2 separate regions of the Homo sapiens genome follow, and region 1 is linked to region 2. The links are chromatin contacts, found by Hi-C or POLR2A ChIA-PET in ENCODE. All regions are on one chromosome and are shown on one strand. The core of a region is the stretch at or near the end of the contact, and the rest is flanking DNA. Distances in the headings are between cores, read along the strand shown. Region 1 holds the start of ZNF257 (zinc finger protein 257). Region 2 holds the start of ZNF208 (zinc finger protein 208).

Region 1 (4,943 bases), core at 378-2,877, 42 kb before region 2:
ACAGAGTGAAACTCCTTCTTAAAAAAAAAAAAAAAGAAAAACAAATCAGCGGAAAATTAGTCCCCTGTGGCTTGTGAAAATAATTAAGTGGCAGGCAACTAGACTGAGGTGGCTCTAGTCCCTGGATTTCTACTTTAAAGAAATTTAACTCAAATGCATGGTTTTTGTTTTGTTTTGTTTTTTTTGAGATGGAGTTTCACTCTTGTTGCCCAGGCTGGAGTGCAATGGCACAATCTCGGCTCACTGCAACCTCCACCTCCTGGGTTCAAGCGATTCTCCTGCCTCAGCCTCCGGAGTAGCTGGGATTACAGGCATGCACTACCACGCCCCGCTAATTTTGTATTGTTAGTAGAGGCGGAGTTTCTCCATGTTGGTAAGGCTGGTCTCGAACTCCCGACCTCAAGTGATCCGCCCGCCTGGGCCTCCCAAAGTGCTCGGATTACAAGCGTGAGCCACAGCGCCGGCCTCAAACGCATGTTTTTATAAATTACTAAATTGGGGGAAACAAAATTGAGGCGTAGCCAACTATACACTACCATTTAACCTCTGATTACATAACAAGGAAATGTCCACCTTGATAGTACAAATTAACAAACTATGTAACTGCATCTAACCAATTACTGAATTTGGTTTTCTTTATCTCATGTTATTAAAGTCTTCTCTTCAAGCCCCTGCTATGGACGACAAATGACAAACCATAGCTGGGTACTTTACAATTTTTTTTTTTTTTTTTTTTTTTTTTTTGAGACGGAGTCTCGCTCTGTCTTCAGGCTGGAGTGCAGTGGCGCCATCTCGGCTCACTGCAACCTCTGACTTCCTGGTTCAAGCGATTCTCCTGCCTCAGCCTCCTGAGTAGCTGGGATTATAGGCACATGCCACCACGCCCGCTAATTTTTGTATTTTTAGTAGAGGCGGGGTTTCACCATATTGGCCAGAATGGTCTCAATCTCCTGACCTCGTGATCCGCCTGCCTCGGCCTCCCAAAGTGCTGGGATTACAGGCGTGTGCCACCGCGCCCGGATTTTTGAATCACTCTTTAATTAAATTCTTTAATATTTTTGCGGTGACTTCTGTATATTTTTAATAAGAGAAAAGAGAGACTCAGAACCCCACAGACCAAAGCTCTTCCCATTCATGAACCCCGCACCCCGAGTCAGGATTCTCCCCTGACGACTCTCCTGTGGTCCCTGCACAACCTGGGGAGACTCGGCGCTGCGGGTGCAGAGCTGCCGAGAGAGGGATCCAGGCCAGGGCACAGTCACTGCGCAGGGAAGAGACAGGACGCCCGGGGTCCCGGCTGTCAGCGCAGCCGCCATCTTATGGCTGAGGGGGACCGAGGCCGAGCTGGCCAAGGAAAACTCGGGCGCAGATGGTAGGGCTGACTGCAAGGAGGCCTGAGTCCCGCCACAGCGACTTCCCACAGGTTCCAACCACCCCCTTCCCCTCTCCCAGGATGTCGGACCCAGCACTCTCACCATTTCTAGGCTTCCAGGAGGACCTGGCGTCTTAGCTGGGGATCTCCCAATACCTGCAGGTCACAGGGCCACAGAGGCTGGGCCCCTAGGAGAAGAGGACACAGACCAGGGAAGACGAGACCTGCAGCTCGGGCTAGAGCGAGAGACAAAGTACCCGCCAAACCCGGAAGCCACCCTGTCCGCTCCAGCTTCGTGTCTGATTGGACGGTTTCCAGCCCAGCGTCCCTGACTGGATAACGTTTAAGGCCTCGCCCCTTTAGGCCCTGAGTGACAGGAGACGTGATCAGATGCTCGGCTGAATGAAGAAAGAGTGAAAGCCTAAGCTCCAGCCTTTTCAGGCAGGTTTTCCTCCCTGAGCTGAGCCAGGCCCAACCCAAAGGTATTTGCATTTAACCTTGTGTGTAAGGTCATATGCGTTTATACATAATACATAATATGGCCGGGCGCGGTGGCTCACGCCTGTAGTCCCAGCTACTCCGGAGGCTGAGGCAGGAGAATCGCTTGAACCCAGGAGGCGGAGATTGCAGTAAGCCGAGATCGCGCCACTGCACTCCAGCCTGGGCCACAGAGTGAGACTCTGTCTCAAAAAAAAAAAGAAAAGAAAAAAATACACTATATTGTTATTCACAAACAAAAATAATCTAATAACAACTATTTTAAAATTTCAGCTTTCCTGACCTTCCTGGCTTCTGGTTTTTTGATCAGGCAGCCTGAGATTTTAAGAAGGAGGCAATCATGGCCGGGTGCGGTGGCTCACGCCTGTAATCCCAGCACTTTGGGAGGCCGAGGCCGGCGGATCACCTGAGGTCAGGAGTTGGAGACCAGCCTGACCAATACGATGAAACTCCGTCTCTACTAAAAATACAAAAATTAGCGGGGCATGGTGGCGGGTGCCTGTAATCCCAGCTACTGGGGAGGCCGAGACAGGTGAACCCGGGAGGCAGGAGTTGCAGTGAGCCGAGATCGCTTTGAACTCCAGCCTGGGCACCAAAAGCGAAACTAAGCTCCGTCAAAAAAAAAAAAAAAAAAAGGAGGCAATCTTCTGAAATAGAATGTGAGCCAAATGTGAATTTTAAATTTTCTAGTAGCCAAACTTTAAAAAGAAAGAAGAAATAGGTCAAACTGATTGTAACAATTTCAGTAACCCAATATATCCAAAATATTACTATATGAGCAATGTGTAATTATTAATGTAGCATGTATATAGTTAGAACTATATCATTGGAACTAAGTCTGTTTTTTTTTGTTTTTTTTGTTTTTTTTTTTTTATTTTTTTTTGAGATGGAGTTTCGCTTTTGTTGCCCAGGCTGGAGTGCAATGGCACAAAGTGTGTTCTCTGCCTCCTGGGTTCAAGTGAGTCTCCTGCCTCGGCCTCCTGAGTAGCTGGGATTACAGGCATCTGCCACCATGCCCGGCTAATTTTTGTATTTTTAGTAGAGACGGGGTTTCTCCATGTTGGTCAGGCTGGTCTGGAACTCCCGACCTCAAGTGATCCACCTGCCTCGGCCTCCCAAAGTGCTGGGATTACAGGCGTGAGCCACCGCACACAGGCTACTAAGTCTGTTTTTTGCCTTTCCAGCACATCACAGTGTAGACCCAGCCACATTCCAGGCACTCAGGAGCCACACGTGAAGTGCAGCTCTGATGTTGGGTGGGTAAAGGGCCTGAATAAATTTATTCTGCCAGTGTGAAGGAAGGGCCTCTTCCTAACAACATCTCTCTTCAGTTTGGAGGATGGAAAAGATGGCGGCCATAGAAAGAGCAGAGGGCAGCAGGAATAAATTAACCACAAGTAGACAACTGCTGGCCACCTTTGGCCCACCTTCCTTCCAGAGATCAGAAAGGGAGCAAAGGATGATAGGTCCGGAGGAGAAGAAAACTCTAAGTCTTCATATCTGTGCATACTCTTGACCTGCAGTGTTTATATAGAGAGAAAATAGATTAAATGCAAACATATTTTGCTATTTGGCCTTGAACCTAATCATCGGGCCTCCTGGATTGAAGTGATTCTCGTGCCTCAGCCTCCGGAATAGCTGGGATTACAGGCGTGTACCACCATGCTCAGCTAATTTTTTTGTATTTTTAGTAGAGATGGGGTTTTGCCATGTAAGCCAGGCTGGTCTTGAGCTCCTGGCCTCAAGTGATCCGCCCACCTCAGCCTCCCAAAGTGCTGGAATTACAGGCATAAGCCACTGTGCCTGGCTATGATATATTTTTACATTTATGGTTTAGGTGATATGTCCTTCTTCTCTGTCATGTCCCTGCCAAAATGTGGGATGATGACATATCCCTGGACCTAGCACATAGTTAACGTGACTCTTGTATGTTGCAGAGGCCCCACATATTTTGAGTAGTGTGACATATGACTAGACCAAACACCTAGAAGATGGGAGGCACCTGTCTGTTCCCTGTAAACAGGGTGTTAGCCCTACCATTCTCAAAAGCCTCATGACATATCTCTGCATTCATCACCTAGGAGATGTGACTCTCTTCTGCTGCCTGCATCCTGCCAACAGGAAAGATTGTGACATAACATTTGGCCCAGCAACAGGTTGATGTGTTTTCTTTTCCTGGGTCCTGTTCACAGGGAGCGTTGTGACATATCACTGGGCACAGCACCCACATTCTGTGACTCTGCTGCCTGTGCCCTCCTTTCAGAACAGGAATGTAACATATCCCTGGCCAAGCACCCAGGTGACGTGACTCTTCTTCCTAGTTTCTGCCATGAGAAAAGATTTTGATATATCTCTGGCCTAGCACCAAAATGATGTGACTCTCTTGCTCACTGTCTATGCACAGGTGGGATTTGTTCAGCTCACAGGTGAGATGATAACTCTCATATATCAAATCAACAAATAGGGAACATACTGTCTTTCAAAGCTAGGCTTAGGGAAATATGTAAGATTCTCAGTCTCCTCCTTGTATGAAGGTCATAGTGGATTACCACTCTCTTGCATGTCATATAAACCCTTCAGGTGGTACAGAGAGTGTCATCACAGGGCCCAGCACACAGGTGACATTGCATTTCTTGTATGCACACCGCATCATCTATTAGGATTGTCACCTGACACATGCACAGAGCCTACTGGTAAGGTCTTGAATCTCACATGAGGATGCAGTCTACAGTTGAAATTGTAACTGTCATCGTTGAACATCTGGCTGCACTTGAGATGGTGACTCATTTTTAACCTAGCTCCACAGCAGGTGAGAACTCTTTTATCTGGAACCAGCCAATTATAGAGATGTTGACTCTCATACCTGGGCTTAGAACCACAGGTACAATCACGAGTCCTTACCATCATGAAGGTCACAGAGTGGTTTGCAACACTCGTTAATACTGTAGAAAGCTCTCAGATGGTACTGAGAGAGTCTTAGCAGAGCCTAGTACACAGGTAAGATTGTGAGGCTCACATTTACACCCAGCCAACAGCAAAAATTGTCACCTTTCCACATGATCACAGCCCACTC
Region 2 (5,145 bases), core at 466-2,965:
GCCTGTAATCCCAACACATTGGGAGGCAGAGGCGGGCGATTACTTGAGGTCGGGAGTTCAAGACCAGCCTGACCAACATAGAGAAACCCTGTCTCTACTAAAAATACAAAATTAGCCGGGCATGTTGGGGCATGCCTATAATCCTAGCTACTTGGGAGCGCTGAGGCAGGAGAATCGCTAGAACCTGGGAAGTGGAGGTTGTGGTGAGCCGAGATCACACCACTGAACTCCAGCCCAGGCAACAAGAATGAAACCCTGTCTCAGAAAATAAATAAATAAATAAATAAAAGAATTATATAATGGACTCTGGGCACTCAGTGGGAAGGGTGGGAGAGGGGGTGAGGGATGAAAGACTACACATTGGGTACAGTGCACACTGCTTGGGAGATTGGTGCACGTAAATCTCAGAAATCACCACAAAAGAACTTATCCATGTAACCAAATACTACGTATACCCCAAAACTATTGAAATATAATAATTTAAGACAAAAATAAAAAGCCCCAAACTCCCATAAGTTTAAGGTTATATGCTTTGTCTTTTTTTTAAGAAAGGGTCTCACTCTGTTACCCAGAATGGAGTGCAGTGGCTTGATCAGGGCTCACTGCAGCCACAACCTCCTGGGCTCAGGCAATACTCCTACTTCAGCCCCTGAATAGCTGGTAACTACAAGTTCAGGTCACCATGCTAAATTAGCTGGGTGTGGTGGACGGCGCCTGTAATCCCAGCTACTCGGGAGGCTGAGGCAGAAGAATTGCTTGAACCCAGGAGGCGGAGGTTGCAGTGAGCTGAGATCATGCCATTGCACTCTAACCTGGTGGACAGAGCAAGACTCTGTCTCAAAAAACAACAACAACCATAATAATAATAATAATAATAATTTAAGGTTGTTTCAAGTTAAAAAAATCTATTAAAATAAAATAGAAAAAGTTAAAAAAATGTGAGATTATAAAATATATATGAAAATGTAGAGTGTTGGAAAAGTGACAAATTTGATGGATTTATTTATAAGGTTTTACTAAAATAAGTTTAATTTTTTTGTTTTGTTTTTTGAGATGGCGTTTCACTCTTGTTGCGCAAGCTGGAGTGCAATGGCCCAACCTCGGCTCACTGCAACCTCCACCTCCTGGATTCAAATGATTCTCCTGCCTCAGCCTCCTGAGTAGCTGGGATTACAGGCGCCCACCACCACGCCCGACTAATTTTTGTATTTTTAGTAGAGAAGGGGTTTCACCCTATCGACCAGGCTGGTCTTGAACTTCTGACCTCCAGTGATCCGCCCTCCTCGGCCTCCCAAACTGTTGAGATTAAAGGCGTAAGCCATCGCGCCCGGCCTTTAGTATTGATAACACACTATGACTAAAGTAAAAATTAATTTACTCTGGAACAAAAGTTTTATGTATTATTAACATGGCAGTAAAATATATTCGTTCACATTTCGAATACATTTAAAAAGAGAGAGAGTAAAGAAGAGATAGAATATTCGCATGCTCTGGGGTGGGCCTGGCTCAGCTCAGGGAGGAAGCCCTGCCTGAAAGGTTGCAGCCTACGCTGGCTCTCTTTCTTCATTCAGCCCAGCATCTGATCACATCTTCTGTCACTCAGGGCCTGAAAGGGCGGGGCCTTAAACATTATCCAATCAGGGATGCTGGGCTGGGAACGTCCAATCAGGCAGGCAGCTGGAGGGGACAGGTCGGCTTCCGGGATGTGGTCGGTCCTTTGTCTCTCGCTGCAGCCGGAGGTCAAGGTCTCGTCCTTACTGCTGTGTGTCCTCTGCTCCTAGAGTCCCAGCCTCTGTGGCCCTATGACCTGCAGGTATTGGGAGATCCACAACTAAGTCGCCAGGACCCCCTGGAAGCCTAGAAATGGTGAGTGTGCCGGGTCCGACACACTGAGAGAGTGGCCCGGGCTGCTTGGAACCGGTGGGAAGTGGCTGTGGCGGGACTCAGGCCTCCCCGCAGTCAGCTCCACATCTGTGCCCCGAGTTCTTGCCTAGCTCGACCTCAGTCCGGTTCAGCCATAAGATGGAGGCTGCGCTGACACCCGGTCCCCGGGCGTCCTGTCTCTTCCCTGCGCTGTGATTGTGCCCTGGCCTGGAGCCCTCTTGGGGCCGCTCTGCACCCGCAGCGCGGAGTCTCTCCCAGATGTGCAGGGACCATGAGAGGGTCGTGAGAGGAGAATCCTGACTTGGGGTGTGGGTTCATGAATGGGAAGAGCTTTGGTCCGTGAGGCTCCCAGTTCCTGTTTTCTCCTATTAAAAATTTATGGAAGTCACCTCAAAAATATTAAAGAATTTAATCAAAGAGTGATTCCAAAATTGTAGAGCACCCAGCTATGGGTTGTAGTTAATGGTCTATTGAAGGGGTTTGACGGAAAGAGTTTTATAAGGTGCATAACGAGGAAAACCACATTCAATAATTGGTTAGGTACAGTTACGTAGTTTCTTGTTTTGTTTTATTTATTTATTTATTTTTGAGACGGAGTCTTCCCTCTGTCGCCCAGGCTGGAGTGCTGTGGCACGATCTTGTCTCACTGCAAGCTCCGCCTCCCGGGTTGACGCCATTCCACTGCCTCAGCCTTCCGAGTAGCTGGGACTACAGCCGCCCGCCACCACGCTCGGTTACTTTTTTGTATTTTTAGTTGAGAAAGGGTTTCACCATGTTAGCCAGGATGTTCTCGATCTCCTGACCTCGTGATCCGCCCGCCTCGGCATCCCAAAATGCTGGGATTATAGGCGTAAGCCACCGCGCCCGGCCTTGTGGTTTCTTAATTTGTAACATCAAGATGGAAGTTTCTTGGTTATGTAATCAGAGGTTAATTGGCAGTTTATAGTGTGTTAAGCCTGAAATTTTTTCCCCCAATGTAGTAATTTACAAAAAATGCATTTGAATTAGATTTTTTTTTTTTTTTTTTGAGACCAAGTCTCACTCTGTCGCCCAGGCTGGAGTGCAGTGGCGCCATCTGGGCTCACTGCAATCTCCGCCTCCCAGGTTCAAATGATTCTCCTGCCTCAGACTTCCAAGTAGCTGGGATTCCAGGCATGCACCACCATGCCCTCTAACTTTGCATTTTTAACAGGGACGGGGTTTCACCATGTTGGTCAGGCTGGTCTCGAACTCCTGATTTCAAGTGATTCACCTGCTTCGGCCTCCCAAAGTGCTGGGATTACAGGGTAAGCCACCGTGCCTGGCCGAATTAGATTTTTTAAAAGTAGAAATTAGAAACTAGAGCCTCCTCAGTCTAACTGCCAGCCACTTAATTATTTTCACACCCCACAAGGAATTGCTGTTTCCTTGCATTTTTCACATGTGTCCCAAGCAGGACCTCAAGTCTATCTGCCACCCCCTATTTCTCCAGCCTGACTCTGGCTTGCAGTAAAATACTTAATTTCCAGTTCCTTCTGACATTCCCAAACGCCAATTTCCCCTCCCTTATTCACATGATCAACTATTTGTCCTTTAGTTTACATTTTGATACCTATTGTAATCATTTTTTGACAAAGCATTTGATGGCACATTTAAAAAGATTTGTTTTCTGTTTGTAAATATTTTTTCTTCTGTTTTCCGTAGACATAGATATCAGAATGTTTTGGGTCAAGGTTTCCCTTTGGAAACTTTATAGGGAGATGTGTCCTCAGACACCCTTCAGTTTTTTCTTGGACCTGAGATTCAGTACTATCTGGGGAAAAACTAAGATACCCGCCATGGCTATGTCTGCGAGAGCGTCTAGTGAATATCAGCTCCTGGGTCATTTTCTCCCATAAGACAACCTGAGGTACACAGTGTAGCCTCTCTTCTCCCATAACACAACATGAGATATGGAGTGTAGCCTCTCAAGAGAGCAGGTGAATACCCTGGGGCTGAGAGGCATCTTCTGGTGTGCTGTTTTTTTGGAAAGCTAACCCCTTGAGATATTAGTGTTGTCTTTACCCAACGCAGCTTCCATTTCTTGGAGACATATTGCTGTTCAGACAATCAGATGCTGGTATTGAAGGGGAAACCAAAATAATTTTTGCCCCTGGATTCTCTTAGGGGACAGAAAAATAGTGAAATAAAAATGGTAAAAAGTTTGTGAAAAAAAATAGCACTCCAAAGACAAAAAAAAAAACTGACCCCAGTGAGATGGTGCAAGAACTTGCAAAGTAAAATGTACCTGGGGCACTCACTGGGGCATAGTTCAGAGTCTCCTGAGAGAATGGTTACTGAGCACTTAAGTGAACAGGATGGGGTGGGAGAATCTCTCAAGTAATTGGATGGCCTGACTTGACACATGAGTCAGACATATCTGTACCTTGAAATGATTAAATGCATTGTTCACTTATTTTGACCTCAGTTTTTTTTTTCTTTTTTTTTTTTTTGAGATAGAGTCTCATTCTGTCACCCAGGCTGGAGTGCAGTGGTATGATCTCTGCTCACTGCAACCTCTGCCTCCCGGGTTCAAGCAATTCTTCTGCCTCAGCCTCCTGAGTAGCTGGGACTACAGGTGTGCACCACCACACCCGGCTAATTTTTGTATTTGTGGTAGAGACGGAATTTCACCATATTGACCAGGCTGTTCTCGAACTCCTGACCTTGTGATCTGGCTGCCTCAGCCTCCCAAAGTGGTGGGATTACAGGTGTGAGCCACCGCGCCCGGCCCTTTTTTTTTTTTTTTTTTAAGACAGTGCTTTCCTCTGTCACCCAGGCTGGACTGCAGTGGTGCAATCTCGGCTCACTGAAACCTCTGCATCACGAGTTCAAGTGATTCTTATGCCTCAGCCTCCCAAGTAGCTGGGACTACAGGTGCCTGCCACCACACCTGGCTACTTTTTGTATTTTTAATAGAGATGGGGGTTTGCCATGTTTACCGTGCTGTTTGAGCTCAAAATTCTGACCTCAAGTAATCTGCCTGCCTTGGCCTCCCAAAGTGCTGGGATTGCAGGTGTGAGCCCCTGTGCCCGGCTGACCTCAGTTTTTTAACTGTAAATTGCATTTTATTAGTAGGGCTTGAAAGGTAAGAAAATATTTACAAAGGGCATAAAAAAAGGTGAATTTCAAAAAACAATATCTAATTATATATTTTATTTGTTGAAAATTCTCATTCATCTTTTATTTTCTCAGAGTGAATTTAGGAGTTTTTTCAGGTGTTACTTTTTTTTTTTTTTTTTT

Evidence for each region. Hi-C counts contacts between places; a loop is a spot of excess contacts on that map. ChIA-PET counts read pairs that join two places held with the same protein, here RNA polymerase II (POLR2A). Pooled maps may share reads with other maps.
Region 1: a map of CD4-positive, alpha-beta memory T cell shows a loop between it and region 2 (7-fold over the local background). The contact joins the promoter of ZNF257 here to the promoter of ZNF208 in region 2. A Hi-C loop is called at or near these places in 2 of 168 maps with a recorded cell type or tissue (CD4-positive, alpha-beta memory T cell and naive thymus-derived CD4-positive, alpha-beta T cell) and 6 of 50 pooled maps. POLR2A ChIA-PET finds 5 or more read pairs at or near these places in 2 of 52 experiments (CD4-positive, alpha-beta T cell and activated naive CD4-positive, alpha-beta T cell).

What each region holds. Positions count from the first base shown.
Region 1 is chr19:22,049,168-22,054,110 of GRCh38, reverse strand. It overlaps ZNF257 (zinc finger protein 257), which reads right to left and starts at 1,627. Exons shown (of 4, transcript NM_033468.4): 1 at 1,476-1,627. The coding sequence starts at 1,478.
Region 2 is chr19:22,007,513-22,012,657 of GRCh38, reverse strand. It overlaps ZNF208 (zinc finger protein 208), which reads left to right and starts at 1,715. Exons shown (of 4, transcript NM_007153.3): 1 at 1,715-1,866. The coding sequence starts at 1,864.